2 separate regions of the Homo sapiens genome follow, and region 2 is linked to region 1. A link is a loop called in an ENCODE intact Hi-C map of the cell type or tissue named here. Cell type or tissue: CD4-positive, alpha-beta T cell. All regions are shown on one strand.

What was found. Hi-C counts contacts between places; a loop is a spot of excess contacts. Peaks named below come from ENCODE experiments on the same cell type or tissue, not always from the same donor. Only the 100,000 strongest peaks of a DNase experiment are listed, where the experiment ranks them.
Region 2: it touches region 1 in a loop (3-fold over the local background); 50 of 110 quality-filtered maps call a loop at or near these places.

Annotation. Positions count from the first base shown.
Region 1 is chr12:54,954,156-54,962,155 of GRCh38, reverse strand. TESPA1 (thymocyte expressed, positive selection associated 1) reads left to right here. Exons shown (of 11, transcript NM_001136030.3): 10 at 889-988. The coding sequence ends at 987. Among named protein-coding and RNA genes, the nearest start is that of TESPA1, 27 kb to the left of the region's middle. RefSeq lists an enhancer at 2,786-2,835. In CD4-positive, alpha-beta T cell, CTCF peaks have their summits at 3,709 and 3,908 (motif pointing right); a DNase peak (open chromatin) is centred at 3,905; H3K27ac peaks cover 2,925 bases.
Region 2 is chr12:54,599,732-54,607,731 of GRCh38, reverse strand. No RefSeq gene overlaps it. Among named protein-coding and RNA genes, the nearest start is that of PPP1R1A, 15 kb to the right of the region's middle. In CD4-positive, alpha-beta T cell, CTCF peaks have their summits at 4,165 and 4,364 (motif pointing left); a DNase peak (open chromatin) is centred at 4,331.

The DNA.
Region 1 (8,000 bases):
GTTGTGGTCCTCATGAGATTACAAATGGAGAGCAGTTTTACACAAAGCTAACCACTCTTAAATAAAATAAATTCTCCCTTACCTTGACAAATATCTAACCATAAAGACCCAGAAGTCCAGATTTCAATCTAGGATTCTCAGACTGTTAGGACTTCTGTGCTAAAATGTGACAGTGTGAGCAGAACCACTCCCCAGCTCCTGACCTGTTCCCTTATCTTCCAGTGCCCAGACCTGTCCTATACCATAAGGGACCTTGCATGTCCATGTTTGGTTACCCGAGCCTGCACATCCAAATGCCACAAGCTCCCACCTACACAAAGAGCCATTGGTCATCATTTGGGCCTAGGCTGCATACACTACTGGAGAGGTCAGCCCTTGAGAGAACAGTCATCAGGCAAAACCAGCGCACATTCCTGCAACCGGCTTGGGGCCATTTGACCAGCAAACTTTGTGATTCTGGGTAACCAAAGAATGTTCTAGAAGGAATAGTGCAGGACTAGGTGGGCACATTCTCTAAGTCCACCAACTCTTCGTGTTCTCTAAGTCCACCAACTCTTCTGACCCTCTAAGACTCAGAACTCCTCTCGCCTGGGTCTATGGAAGATACTTCCATGAAGTGTTGGGATCTCTTTAAAAAGCTTTTAAATCCTTGCCACAAAAAGAAGCCGTGATTATTTGAAATATCATTTGCATGTATGTCACCTCTCCTTGAATGTAGAGCTACACCTCCGCTCCTGCCTTCCTCATTACTGTGTCCCTGACACCACAGAAGAGGCTGTCTCTCAAGTACACTCAGCCTCCTTCCCCTACAGCTACCTGCCACCTGCACCTTTCCTTACCCCCTTTCCCCCTTGGCTCTGGCTGAGTTCTGTGGGATCTTGGTTACAGGTGCAAAGCAACAGTGAGGAGGAGCAGAGTCAGAGTCGCTGGCCCAGCAGACCCAGGCACCCCCACCACCACCAGACTTTTGCTGGCAAAGACTCGTGAAGTAAGTGGGCCTCTCTCAGGCAGTTCTCAAACCTGGCTGCACATTGTAATCAAATGAGGAAGGTTTTTTTTTTTTAAACCCATAATAAAGGGTCCCACATTCTGTAATTCTGATTTAATTGGAAACCAATGACTAATTATTTTAAGCTTCCAGGTAATTCTATTATGGCTGGAAAATACCTCTCTAGATCAATGATGCCCAGGCTTTGGCAGGCATCACAATCACCTGGAGGGCTTGTTAAAATACAAATGACCAGATCCCAGCTCCCAGAGTGTCTGATTGAATTGGCCTGGATAGAACCAAAGAATTTGCATTTCTAAGAAGTTCTCAGGTGATGCTATTGCTGCTGGTCTGGTAATCACAGTCTGAGAACTGCTGTTCCAGGAGACATTGTGTAGAACTTTAATATTCAAACTGTAGTGTACAGATACAAGGAGCATCAGCATCCCCTGGGATTTTGTTAGAAATGTGGACTGTCAGCCCCCACCCCAGACCTAATGAATCACAGTTTTACCAAGATCTTTAGGTTAGATAATTGATTGCATATTGAAGTTTGAAACTCATTGTAGTAGAAGTTTTGTAACAGGTGAGGACCAGCCATGGAAATCAATATCCCAACACCTGCTTTCAGCTATGTTCTAATCAGCCCACATCATTGAACTCAGAGCAGACTCCTCAATGTACCTCACAGCTATGCTCATTTAGGGTCTGAGCTCCCTTCTGCAACTGTGGTCTGATGAAGGTAGCTCTCCCTCCCCTCCTCAAAGCAGGAAATGAATTTCACATTGTTATTTATTGCAGCTAAAATTTCTTTCCTCCAGATATGAGTTTTTCAGTATTAATTTTTTCAGAGATATCTCTTATACCTTTAAATAGTTTGGCCAGTAATTTATTATTTAAACTAATGAAAATTAATCTTTCTGTAGTTTTAACCACCTATCTGCTACAACCACAAAGAAAATGGCATAAGGGATAATGGTATTTTCCCCAGATAGTATAAATTAAAATCTTTATTGAATTAAGTAAATAAATCTTGCTTAGAGATTCCTTTATTTTGGATATCTTGGTACCATTTTCTACATTTTCTAGTCTAATTGTTTTCTTAGTTAATACTCCAAAATTTCAGTGGTACTTGCTCAGACACACAAAGATATTTACAATTCTAACTGTTTTAATTCTAATTCTCTGTGGTTTTAGGAATCTAATCACTCTTGTTTCTCTCTTACCTACTACCTACATCTCAGGGTATATGAATCATATGTATGTATTTAGTCACAAAAGAGGTAAATAGCAGAAGGCATCAATATGTCATATGCACTTCAAGAAGTTTCAGATGGTTTCAGTTGCTGGTCTGGCATGTTAGGAGCTAGAAGCGGCCACTCCACCCAAACAACAAGTAAAAACCTGAACAGACTGAAAAATTAGTAACCGTTCTAGACCCATCAGAGAAGTGGGTCACAGGGCAAACCACTTCTCCTCAAATTAGAGAAATAGGCAAATGCAAAGATTTATGACTTGTTAGAGCAAAAACCCCAAAGCATAAACTCCCCCAGGAATCAGAACCACGGTAGAGAACCCGGACAATAACCGAGGAATTACTGGATGCTCAGCATGGACCAGTCTGAGAAATAAAAACTCTAGGGAGACCCAGTCATTGGGAGGCCCCTTGTTTCTGGGAGTCTTACTTCTAGGAGCTCAACCATGTTCTCACAGGAAATACTGGAGAAAAATCCCCTAGTGTTTCCCGCAGGGGGCGGGAGAAAGGAACCATTTTGAAATGCAGCAGAGCATTCTATTCCTCTTAACAAAGTCTTCCCTCGGGAGAAACTAGATACCAAAAACCTAACCGGATGAGGTTTTATCAGAGACTAACCGACCTGAAGGAAGGGAAACACCCAACTCCTGCCTACTCTAGCCATCCCGTCCCATTAAAGGGGACAGAGAGGATGAGAAGCACAGGTGAGAGTCACAATCCAGAGGCACAGTCTCACTGGAAGACTGAGACCTAACCATAAGACCATGGAACGCTTCCCTTCTCCCTAAACCTTACCACCACATTACTAAAAGCCTATTTACATCAATTTCTTTTACTCAGTACATCGCGTCCAGTTGTAAAAAAAAGACATAGTAAAAGGCAAAAACAGGTTGAAGAAACAGAGAAAACGTTAAAACCAGTCTCAGATATGACAGGGATGTTAGGATTATCAAACTGGAAATTTAAAACAACTAAAATGATAAGGGCTCTAATGGATAAAGTAGTCTGTGCGCAAGAACAAATGAACAGAGAGATGGAAATCCTTAGAGTAAAAAAAATGCTAGAGATAAAAAATGGTGTCACAGAAATGAGGAATGCCTTTGATGGGCTTATTGGTGGACTGGACATGGCTGAGGAAAGAATCTCTGAGCTTGAGACTATAGCTATAAAAACCACCAAAACTGAAAAGCTAAGAGAAGACTGAAAAAAATATAAGAGAATATCCATGAAATGTGGGACAGTTACAAAAGGTGTAACATATGCATAATGGAAATTCCAGAAGGAGAAGAAAGAGAGAAAGAAATAAAAGAAATATCTGAAACAATAATAATTGAGAATTCCCCCAAATGAATGTCAGATACCAAACCACAGATCCAGAGAGCTCAGAGAACACCGAAAAGAATAAACACACGCACAAAAAAACGCAAAAATCTACACCTAAGCTTATAATTTTTAAACTACAGAAAATCACAAGTAAAGGGAAAAATCATAAAAGAAGCCAGAAGGAAAAAACACCTTACCTATAAAAAAACAAAGATAAGAATTACATGCAACTTCTCCTCAGAAAATGTGTAGTATATACTCCACAAGTAGGTTCTTGCCAAGAATTGAATTTACTCTAAAATGCAACACTTTGCTTAAGTGTTGTTTGTCCAGCAGATGTCAGCCTTGCACAAGAAAAAAAATGCCAAGATGTTCCACAAAGCAGGCTGTGTGCAGGATTTATATGGTTATACATTCCTGGGCAATCTATGCAATGCAATGCCCAGAACACAAGTTCCTCTCACAAACCTGTCCCAACTTTGTCTAAAGGTCAGTATTTTAAAATATCAGAATTGAATTGCTAGGGAGAAAGTATTGCTAGGAGTCATACATTTCAAGTACCTAACTAGATTCCATTTTCTGCCAGTGATGGGGCTTCATTACAGCAGGAGAGGCAATGGTTTAAAATGCTGTATTTTATTGATTCTAAGGCACACATTTTTCCACATTTTAACATCTCTGAAATTAGGTTGTGCCTTAAAATTCATAGTGTCAGCCAATTTAGTTGTCTTTTTTTGCCTCCTTAAGTGGAATGTAAAATAATTATGAGTCTTACAAAAAATGGTTTATGATCATCAATGAAATAGCATAACTTTATAAATTAAATGCACTTTTTCTCTCAAGTAAGTTAGGAAAATATTTTGTGATTTTTTTCTATGATTACCTAGAAGAATAAGAGATCTCTTCTTTCCTGACGCAGTCTTTGGCTGAGGAAGGGGTCACAGTAGTTCCCAAATTTTTCCAATGTCCTGTGCATTTGTTTAACCATCTTTTCACAAAGCTATAACCTATTTCTCTCAATCCACTCCTCTATTACCCTTTAAGAAATCTCAAGAAGCGGAGAGAGCTATAGCAACAGCTCAGTACTGCCAATATTAAAGCCTGTGTGATAAATATGGAAGGGGGAAGTTCACTCACCACAATCAAAGGCAGAGCTAAGTGGGATAATTTTTTTCAGTTCTGCTGGGAAATAGTCCCACTTCTGCCTTTTTCAGAGTCTGTAATTATTTCCTGGAGATTAGTGATCTTCCATTATAATGTCGTTTTAAGTTCCAGGTATTAACTACTACTTGTTAGTAGTGGATAGGAAGTGGTAGCAGCACTCAGCCAGCCACCGTGTAGCGTTGTGCAGCCCATGCATTGCCCAGAGACACCCAGCTGAGTAGGCAAATGGGAATTAGAATCCAGCCCTACTGAGCTTGCCATCCAAAAACTCTAGGGCTTTCATCTTCTAAGAGCGAGCTCCATTTTTTTCTAATTCATTCACATAGGGTGAGTGCCTTTCTGTAATTAGCACAAGGGCACTGCTGTGGTTTGAATGAGTCTCGCAAAGTTGGTATATTGGAACCTTAACCCCCCATGCAGTGCTGAGAGGTCAAACCTTTGAGAGGTGACTAGGTCATGAGGGCTCTGTCCTCGTAAATGGATTAATGTCACTATTGTGGGAGAGGATTCGTTATCTCAAGTGAGCTTGTTATAAAACCAAGTTTGGCTGTGTCTTGCTTTCTTGCCCTCTCACGCTGTCTTCCCCCTCCATCTTCCGCCATGGGATGATGCTACAAGGAGGCCCTCACCAGATGCAGGCTTTTGACCTTGGATTTGCCAGCCTCCAGAATTGTAAGAAATAAATTTCTTTTCTTTAAAAATTGCCGTTATCTGTGGTATTGTCATGGCAACACGAAATGAAGTCAAACAGGCACCTTTTCTATTAAAAGAGGACCTTGACCCGCAGCCAACAGCTTTCTTCACTTGCCACCTTCTCATTTAGTCTCTGCTGGGAAAGAGGTTTTAATCTTCCTCCAAGTTCCTGAGAAAGGATGACCCACATCTTTCCTCATAATTTCCACCATGCTCAAAAATGTCAAATTCACAGCCCTTTCTATTGGTTTCCTGTGTTGACATTTAAACCACTTGACCTTTATCACACTTATAAGCGGCAGAGCCAAGGAGAAAGTTTTTATTTTTTTGTCGTTCTTTTTGTTTCTTTTACCAGATCTGAGGTAGCACAGGTCAATATTTATTCTCTTTGTGAAGTGACCATATCTAGAGGTGGAAGTTTTCATTTTTATGGTCACCCCTGCTGGTGGCAGCAGAAGAGACAGGAGGGACTAGGTGGGAATGCTCGTTCAGAGCACAAGACAAAGAAGAAAACTAGCTTGAGATACCCCCAAATGGTGGGTAACTCAAAGCACTATCTGTTTGTACTTGGTGGAACCTGTGTAAGTTGGGTAGCTACAGTCTTCTCTTTGATGTAAGATTGTCCTATGTGATAATATTACCAATAACAATATATATAGGGATTACTACATAGCAGACAGTATCTTTAGCACTTATGGATATTAAATCATTTCATCCTATGACATAAGGTCTTTCATTATTCCCCATTTTATAGATGATGATACTGGACACATTTTTATATCAAAATAAATTCTGAAGAGGGACAGTCAGATGTGAAGTGTAAGAAGAGATTAGACAAGGGGGAGGGATAGTGGGAGGACATCAAGAAATTGTGAATATTTTTCCACCTCATTTACAATTCTTACCAAGGTTGTTTTGCCTCTGTTGGGAAAATATAATTAAAAACAAAATCTCCTCCCACCCCAGGAAATCACTCCACAAAGGTGTAAAAGAAAGAAAGTTTTATTTTTGAATACCATTGAAGCAGACTATGATATGTATTACAGAACATCCACTAAACAGATTGCAAACACAGAACGAAATCTTACCCTTGTACATAGCCAGGCAGATACAACCCATTACATGGCTGTTGTCAAATAAACAATACTTTGTCCTCAAGTAAGAAGACTTAACAGAATCATTTGTCACTCACAGTTCACCCTAGACTTACCTGGTAATTGGAGTGGCCATCTGTGTCAGTCAATTGGCTTTATGCAAAGAAAAAAATAAACCTCATATTTTTAAGACAGGAAGTGGTTTTTGCAAGTTAAAACAAAGTGCTTAAGTTAGATGCCCACCTGCCCATTGAGACTGGAAGAGACAGGTGCTACCCTCCTTGATAATTACATTTCAAAGGGATGGATGTCAACCTTTGTCCATTTTTTTAATTGGATGATCTATTTGTTTGTTTTGTTATTAAGTTGAAGAAGTTTCTCATATATTTTGGAATTATCATTTATTGAAAGAAGACATACAAGTGCACAACAGGTATATCAAAAGATTCTCAGTATCACTAATCATCAAGAAAATGCAAATCAAAATCACAATGAAATATTACCTTAAACCTGTTAGGATGGCTATTAGTGAAAAGAAAGATACGTGTTCGCAAGGATGTAGAGTAACTGAAACTTCTGTACACTGTTGGTAAGAATGTAACATGGTGCAACGGCTATGGAAAAGAGTACTAAGTTTCCTCAAAAAATAAAAAGTGGAACTACCATATGATGTAGCAATCCTATTTCTGGGTAATTATCCAAAAGAATTGAAATCAGGATCTTGAAGAGATATTAGCACTCCTATTTTCACTGCAGCACTATTCCCAATGACTAAGATGTGGAAACAAACTTAATGTCCATCAGTGGATGAATAGATAAAGAAAATGAGACATATATATACAGTGAAATATTATTCAGCCTTTAAAAGAAAGGAAGCCTTGCAATATGTGATGGCATGGATAATCCTGTGGACATCATCTCTCTATATAAGACTTATATGAGACAATATTTCTGAAAATGCTATACAGTATAATTACTAGAGGCTCTTTCTACCAGAAGGACTGTGTAAAGTGGTGTGGATGAAGCCAGGACCTCCTCTTCTCTGCACATCCTCAAAAGCAATTCTTACATTGCTTTCTATGTGAATGTTGACACCTGATGTTGTGTGCCTTGGCAGCCTTGGAAGTAATCTTGGTGATCCATTTGAACTACAACTTAGAAAATGGGGATTAAGCAATGCAGATAAAGATTATCTTTCTGCCTTCCACAGCCAAAGAAAGAATGAGACAGTATAGATAAAGGGAAGACTGAGGAAGAGAAAAGAAGATACAGAAGTGTTATTTTGTCTGTGGTTTTGCATTTTGTGATTTCATTTACCTGAAATCCATTTTATACTTGAATGGGCTCAAGAAAAGGACTTAGCAAGATCATGCAACTAGTTAGTGTCAGAGCCAGAACTAAGGCCCAGGTCTCCTGAGATCCAAGCCAAGGCCGTTTCCATCAGAGCATATGGCCCTGATTGAGCAGAAGTTTAGGCTGTTAC
Region 2 (8,000 bases), 350 kb after region 1:
TGGACTACACTCTGTGCTCCCAGCATCTCATCCTGTAACCTCTTGTCTTCTCTCCACCCTCTTCCTCTACACCCTCATCTGCCAAGACTTCTGCTTCACCACAGAGTGGATGACTCCCATTCCCACACTCGACAAACACCCCCCACATGCTTACTATGTGCCAGGCGCATCTACCTAATATGTGCCAATCTCCTCCCAACCCTGGCCAGTTCTCACTGTAACAGCATATGAGATTCAATGGGTAAAGAAGAGCATGGGAAAATGAAGGTTTCTGTCTTACAGATGAAGGGAAGCTGTCACTCAAGGGCAGGTAGGATGGCAGGAAGGGAAATATCTCTGATCTCTAGTGTCCTACCTCCAGGACACATGAAAAGATGTGCTTAGAAGATCAACATAGCAACTGACCTATTGCAATGCAGAGCTGGTCTGTCCTGGCCCAGGAGAATCTGGAAATACATTCAGACCTGGAGGCAGATAAAATAGTCTACTTCCTCCCTTTGCTTTCTCCTAGTATAGAAAGTTGCCACATGTCCACTTTCCCTCGTTTACCCACCTTCCTCCCAGTGGAAGAACACACAACTCCACCAAAAACATCTCCCAAGCTAGATCGAAAGTTCTATTATGGGTCTTTCTCAAGATATAGCTTAAGATAAGGAAAAATTATTTTCAAAATGACAGAGGAAGGAAGGTAGGAGCCTGTGGAATTCAGGAAAAAAAACTAGAGGGAAGTTTCCTGAGTGGGTGATATTAGGAACATGGAAGTGTCTTGCAGATTAAGAAGCCCCAGATTCATCCTTTTGGTCCTCCAGTTCAGGCCAATACAGAAAAGGATATGAGAGTTGTTACCCAGTGAGGATCAAAGCATCCATCTTATTAATGGCTGGACAGCTGTGCCACAGCCCAGAGCGCAGGGCTGTCTGTGGAAACTGGATGGGAGACCTCAGGCTAAAGGGCCCCTGCCCACATTCCCAACCCCGACTGACTCACTGAATGAACAGAAACAGGGCTGGAGAAGCCACTATCAGGCTCTTATCTGTAAGATCAACTACTCTTCCCCCGGGAGGAGGAGGGAAGGAATGGAAAGGTAGACTGGGAAATATTCCCTCCAACCTGCTCTTCTTGTTGGGAGGGGATAGGAAAGAACGCCCCCAACACAGAGTCACATAAGAGAGACAGCCTTCTCTCTTCTGAAGCCTTTGGGCTTAACAGGTGAGCCTGAGATCTGCGATCAGCCACAGCTGTGATTGGAGGGGTGAGGGAGAGAAGATCAGCAGCACATCAGAGTGGTCTTCTACCCTGCAGCTATTTGGCCATTTGTGGCCTTAAAAAGTGGCCTTACCATATGCCCACTGATTTAATATACAGTAGCTCCCACTATGTGGTAGGCCCTAGTTGCAAATGCTTTATACATATTTACCAATTTAGCCCTTGCAAAAGACTTAAAAAGTTTGTTATCTCCATTTTAAGATGAAAAAAATTAAAGTACAGCTCCTCACCACAGTTCTTTCCTCCTGAAATTGGTGGCTTGACAAGTTTACTGTTGATACCCAAGCCTCTGATTTGAGTTCAAATAGAACACAAATTAACTCCAAGACTGTACTGTTCCCTAGACTCTATTTCCTCTCTCCAATCTGCTCAGTCATGTTGCTCAGTAGAGCTCACTTGAGGGTTACAAATAAGTACTATGTAGCAGCATAAAAGATCAAATAATTCAACACCAGCAAAAAAAAAAAAAAAAAAAAAAAAGTCCTAAATTTGAACATAAAACCTCTTCTAATTTTTCTTTCTTTCTTTCTTTTTTTTTTTTTTTTTTTTTAAGGCAGGGTCTCATTCTGTCATTCTGTCACCCAAGCTGGAATGCAGTGGCACAATCTCTGCTCACTGCAACCTCTGCCTCATGGGCTCAAGCAATCCTCCTAATTTCAAAAGGCACAAAGAACAAAATTGAAATACACTCTTTCAGTGCAAGAAAAGTAAAGTCCAAAATTCCTCCCCTCCCAATGTTTTCCTCATCCTTAGCCCAGAGTCTCATTCAAAAGGCATCTAGGTATGTCCATTTGTCTAGACATCTCCATTCTTAAAGAAAATTCATTTCCCAGCCAGGCATGGTGGCTCTCGCCTGTAATACCAACACTTTAGGAGGCCAAAGTGGCAGGATCACTTGAGGTCAGGAGTTTGAGAGCAGCCTGAGCAACATAGCAAGACCCCCATCCTTATTTAAAAAAAAAAAAATATATATATATATATATATATAAAATTAGCTGGGCATGGTGGTGCACACATATAGTCCCAGCTACTTGGGTGGCTGACACAAAAGGGTCGCCTGAGCCCAGGAGTTCAACGCTGCAGTGAGCTATGATTGCGCCACTACCCTCCAGCCCAGGGTGACAGAGCAAGGCTATGTCTCTGAATAAATAAATAGAAAATCCATTCCCAAAAACTCATTCTCTGTCTCCCCCAACCAGCTGCCAGGCTCTGGCTGGGCCTTCAAACATGAAAAACTTTGTGACCTGTTGGGATGAGGTGGAGAGAGTGGTTTTTTTTTCTTTTTTTTTTTTTTCCTTCTCTTTTTTTTAGACGGAGTCTCGCTCTGTCAGCAGGCTGGAGTGCAATGGTGCGATCTCAGCTCACTGCAACCTCCACCTCCTGGGTTCAAGCAATTCTCCTGCCTCAGCCTCCCAAGTAGTTAGGACTACAGGCACGGGCCACCATGCCTAGCTAATTTTTGTATTTTTAGTAGAGATGGGGTTTTACCATGTTGGCCAGGATGGTCTCAATCTCTTGACCTTGTGATCCGCACGCCTGGGCCTCCCAAAGTGCCGGGATTACAGGCGTGAGCCACCACACCCAGCCTGGGAGTGGTTTTTGTCATTTTTGTTGCTCCAGCTGTTTGGTAGAATAAGATCTGGAAGAGAAAGGGGGGGGTACACACACTCTCCCTATCACTTTAGCTTCCCAATGTGGAGATAGGGTTAGGTACCTGCGTCTCCATCCTCTCTCTGGCCCGGGGTGAGCCACCGCCTAGGTCTCTAAGGTGTGACTACAAGAAGGATCATGGTGAAGCCTCACAAATCTGTAGAGGATGAGGAGGACACAGAGCCACCAGCATGGGGCATGTTCCCTGGGAGTCAGGGGAAAGGCTGCTATGCCTGGAGGCAGGGGACTGGCTCCCTCCTGGTCTTTTTCCCCCTGAAATGTGAGTAGTTCCTCTGGCATCTACAAGGTTGACTTAATCCAACCCCAAGGAGCTCATGGGTCCCTCCTTTTCAAAGTTAGAGTAACTAGGATACACGAAATACCATGCACCAGCTCTGCACCAACCAAACTCAGAAACACAAGCACATTCTCAGGCCCCAGAGCAATTATGTGCCCAGGCCCTAGTGCATGGTTTTTTGTGGGGCTTTTAAGGGTTGTTTTGTTTGTTTGTTTGTTTGTTTGTTTGTTTTGCAGGGGTAGAAGGTGGAAGAAAAAAACCTTCTACACAGGTTCAAGGTGCAGAGAGAGATGTCATGGAGGGCCAGCGCTCAGCCGCAGTGCCTCAGGTATACCTGGCTCCATGCAGGTTCTCCAGCCACACTTCTGCTGCTGCTTGTGGGCCTCATCTCATCTGTGTTCCTCCTACATGTCATTATCAGTGAGCAGCTCACGGCAGCATAGCGGGAGGAATTTGTCTTGCTTAACCAGGGAAGGTTCAGTTGCGTTGGAAGAGGGGATGGCAAGGCATCTCCATGTCAGTCTCCTCCTCAAGGCTCAAAAGACACATGGGGCACTTGAGCTGTGCAGGAATCCCATGGCTAATGCCAGCATCATACTGTGGCAGAAACTAAGTGGTATCTGCAAGAAGAGAGAAAGCCTTGACTTCACAAGTGGGAGAAATCTCTCGTGGAGTGACTAATGTTGGCATTAAGTTTGCCTTCAGAGGGTGGGGTCATGTATACAGCCTCTTCTTTCAAAGTGGGGGCTTAGGATATTTCTATCATCTTATGATATTTAGAAGTTTAAGCTTGATTCAATCATACCACAATGTATACATATATCGAAACATCACATTGTACCCCTTAAATGTATACAACTATGATTTGTCAATTAAAAAATTAAAAATTTTTAGAAAACATAGAATCTCAGACGTGACTAGATCTATTTATTTCACGCATGAATTCCCTTTAGAGTGTATTTCATCTTCTCAGTAATTCTGTGGCATGCTTCCTCAGGACATGGGCAATAACAGCCCCCAAACCCCCATTAAAAAAAAAAAAAACCTGCATTCCTTTGAAACTTACCTAATAATGTTTCACCACTAAACTTCCTGTTCGTCTTCCCTCACTCTGTGCAAGTGACTGGGTCAACGCTCCCTCTAGCGGCCTCAAACTGTTTTGCATCGTTGTTAAATCTCTCCAGGCCCCATTCACCCTCCGTGATCTAGAAATAAATAAATATTCTGCTCTCTTCTAGTTCCATCCTTAAAACTATCTAGGCATAGAGCCATTTCCCTTCTCTTTTAATGTATCTCAAGCATGGGCTCTATGAACTCAAACTTTCTCCTGAGAAAATCTCATCTTTTCTCCCAACTCAATCAACAGAACTGCCCTCTTTTTTCTTTTCCCTTTCTGTCTGACTTGTCTCACTATAAGACCAAGACTTGTACCTTATATGAACCCCACGTTTCCCTGATTCTTAGGAAAATATGATTTCTAAAGAGTTTTCCAGGTACAGGACTTGTTCATTTCTCCCATACTCTTCAAGTTTATAGTAATTCCATGGAGTTTTTCTTCACTTTCACCCAGTGACATTTCCTCCACATAAAGGATCCCATTATTTTTATCTGTATGAAGTCGACCACACCTCTGTGGTTAATCCCACAGTGGGACTCTGAAATCTGAAACCCTGGCTGGAGCTTCATAAATGTACAACCCCAAGCCACTTTGAGACTACGTGGTAGGAAATAATCCCAGGAGCCTGTGATCAGGCCATAAACAAAATCCCTCCTGAGTCTTCCTGCCACCCTAAATGCAGTTCAAAACAAAGCACACATTGGGACCTGCATCTGTGGGTGAGAAAAAAGAACAAGAGAAACGTGTTAAATGAAAACTAGGAAAAAAGTGAACAACAACATAAAAGAAACCAAACTAGACAATCAGTTGGACAGCCAACCTAGCATCACCTACTAAATATTAACACACATCATCTGAAGCCAAAATTTCACAGCCTTATGCTCTGTACCCAAGTGGAATTGGGATAATTTCATTCCAGCCTCAGCTGCACCCACGCAGCTGCAGGTCAGAGTTACCTTTAGAGTGTTTGCTGTTAAAATCCACTGTATTTGGGTCCCCCAAGGCCAGTCTTTGACTTCACCATCACAGCTCCAGGGAGGGCCACCAGCACGTCATCCCTCTGCCCCTCTGAGTCTGGCCAATGGAGAAGGTGTCCAGAGAACAAGGAGCAAAAAGGAAACCAAAACATCGATTGTATTAACAGCCAGACAAGTGCCGGGGAACCCACAGCACTCTGACCTCTCTGGCAAGGCTGAGCTGGAGAATGCTATCGAGACACAAGCCCAAAAGGGGCCTTCTCTCTGTCCTGCCTGAGCCACTAAACGGTGAGAGAAACAGCATGCATCCCCCAGGGAAGAGGTGGGAAGGTGAAGTCCTGTCCAAGTGTGCACCCTCATGAGAGAGGGCAGGAGGGAAAGAGGCAAAGCTGTTGAGGAACATTCCTGTTGATGCATTAACTCCGCCCCCTGGTGAAACGTGGTGTAATAAATGTTCTGTCTCACCAGCTGTCATAGCATCTCACCCTGTGGGAAGGAGCAGTCACCCAGAAGAGAGCCTTTCATCTTGTATTAGTTTTCTAATTACAAATTACCACAAATTTACCAGCTTAAAACAACACAAATTAATTATTTTACAGTTCTGTAGTTCAGGAGTTCCAGATGGGTCTCACTGGGCTAAAATCAAGGCATGTCAGCAGGCAGGGCTGCGTTCCTTTCTGGAGTCTCTAGGGGAGAATTCATTTCCTTGCCCTTTCCAGCTTCTAAAGGCTGTCCACAGTCTTTGGCCCATGGCCCCATTCCTCCATTTTCAAAGCCAGCCCCATCCGGCCAAGGCTTCTCACCCTGCCATCAGTCTAGTTATCTCTTTGGAATCCTTTGTCCACATTTAGGGATGCTTGAGATTATACCAGGCCCACCCAGATAATCTAGGAGAATTTCCCTATTTTAAGACCAGCTGATTAGCAACCTCAGTTCAATCTGCAACCTTAATTCTCTGTTGCCAGTGTAACCCAACACACTTACAGGTTCTGTGATTTCCGACGTGGACCTCTTTGTGGGGCCATTAGTTATTCTGCTCCCACACATCTCCCATGGGATTAGCCACCACTCACATCCCCCCTTAAGCCATAGGAATCAGTCACCAAAGGCCTTGAAACCATTCAGGTAGGCACCAAGGTCTATTCCTTGTCCTGATTCCTCTTGTAGAAAGGTGGGCAACCAAGATCCTTGGGTTCTGTCTCTCTGTTGACCACAGTCACTTCCAGGACCAAGCCAAAGCTTTCAGATATATTTGTCATCCAGAACCCCTACCCTGTTTGGCTCTGTCAGCCCCAAATCTAGCCCAATTCTCTCTGCCCAGTCTCTCTCTGCCAAACCCTTTTACTATGCCCTCTAGAACTCCTGATCAGTGGTCAGTAAATTCCTTGGTATTCCCAATGTCTTGTTTTGAATTTTCTCTCTATTGCTTAATCTCCCTTTTTTTTCTTTCTTCTCCCAACTTTCAACTGATACCCGTTTTTTCTTCTTTCTTCTCCCATCTTTCAACTGATATTGCCTAATCTAAAATAACATTTTAAGGCCAGGTGTGGTGGCTCATGCCTGTAATTCTAGAGCTTTGGGAGGCCAAGGTGGGAGGAACGCTTGAGGCTAGGTTTTCAAGACCAGACTAGGCAACATAGCAAGACCCTGTCTCTAAAATAAAAACAATTAGCTGGGCATGGTGGCACGTGCCTGTAGCCCCAGCTACTTCAGAGGCTGAGGTGGGAGGATCACTTAAGCCCAGGAGTTCAAGGCTGCAGTGAGCTACAATCATGCCACTGTACTCCAGCCTGGGTGAGAGAGTAAGAACCTGTCCTTTAAAAAATAATAATAATAATAATTTCAGATTTTCTGAGACTCTGACAACCTCTATTTCACTCTCAAGTGGAAACTGCTTTCTCCTTTAGCCACCAACCGCCTCAGAATCCGAAGGTGGGAAGAAGGATTTTCCTCCTTGTTCTCCACTGCCACTTCTAAACCATTCCTCTTCCGTTCTACTCCAAAATCTCCCCTTCTTTGAAGCTCAGAATACATGCTGCGCCCTCCTACCAACCCCTCTCCCTTACAGGGAGCCCCTAACCTCAGCACCTGGTCTTCCTCTTCCCACTTGCTCCTGTCCTTTTTTGAGGACTGTCAGTGTTCATGCCGATGACCCCCCAACACTCTGACTTCTCAGTTCTTAACCTTTGTACCTCAGCCTACGCGCCACCACAGCCACTTCCAAAATCCTAAATTCAAGAATCCCACGTCTGGCCACAATTTCCTGCCCTTCCATCTCCATTACAGTAGAAGTCCAGTTGTAACAATTCTTTGACCTGATCCAGACCTCCGATTCACTGACCCTGCCATTTTTTCCATGTAGCTAATAACTTCATTTCCCAAGCTTCCTTACAGACAGATGTGGCCAAGTGACTAGGTTTTGGACAGGAGGATATGAACAAATACAATAAGGGCAAATGACAGGTGGTGCCCTTGACAGAAAGAGTGTGTCCTCCCTTTCTCCTTTCTAAATCCTTCACGCTGACTGGAATGAGATAAAGGCATGGGAGCTAGAGCAGCCCTCTTAGGCCACTAAATGGAAGCTACATATTGAAAAGAAAGGGTAACGAGATAGAATGTCCAGAATATTGTGGAGCCACCATATTATCTCTGTTTAACTTCTGTTCTGTTGAAGCCATGCCATTACAATCTT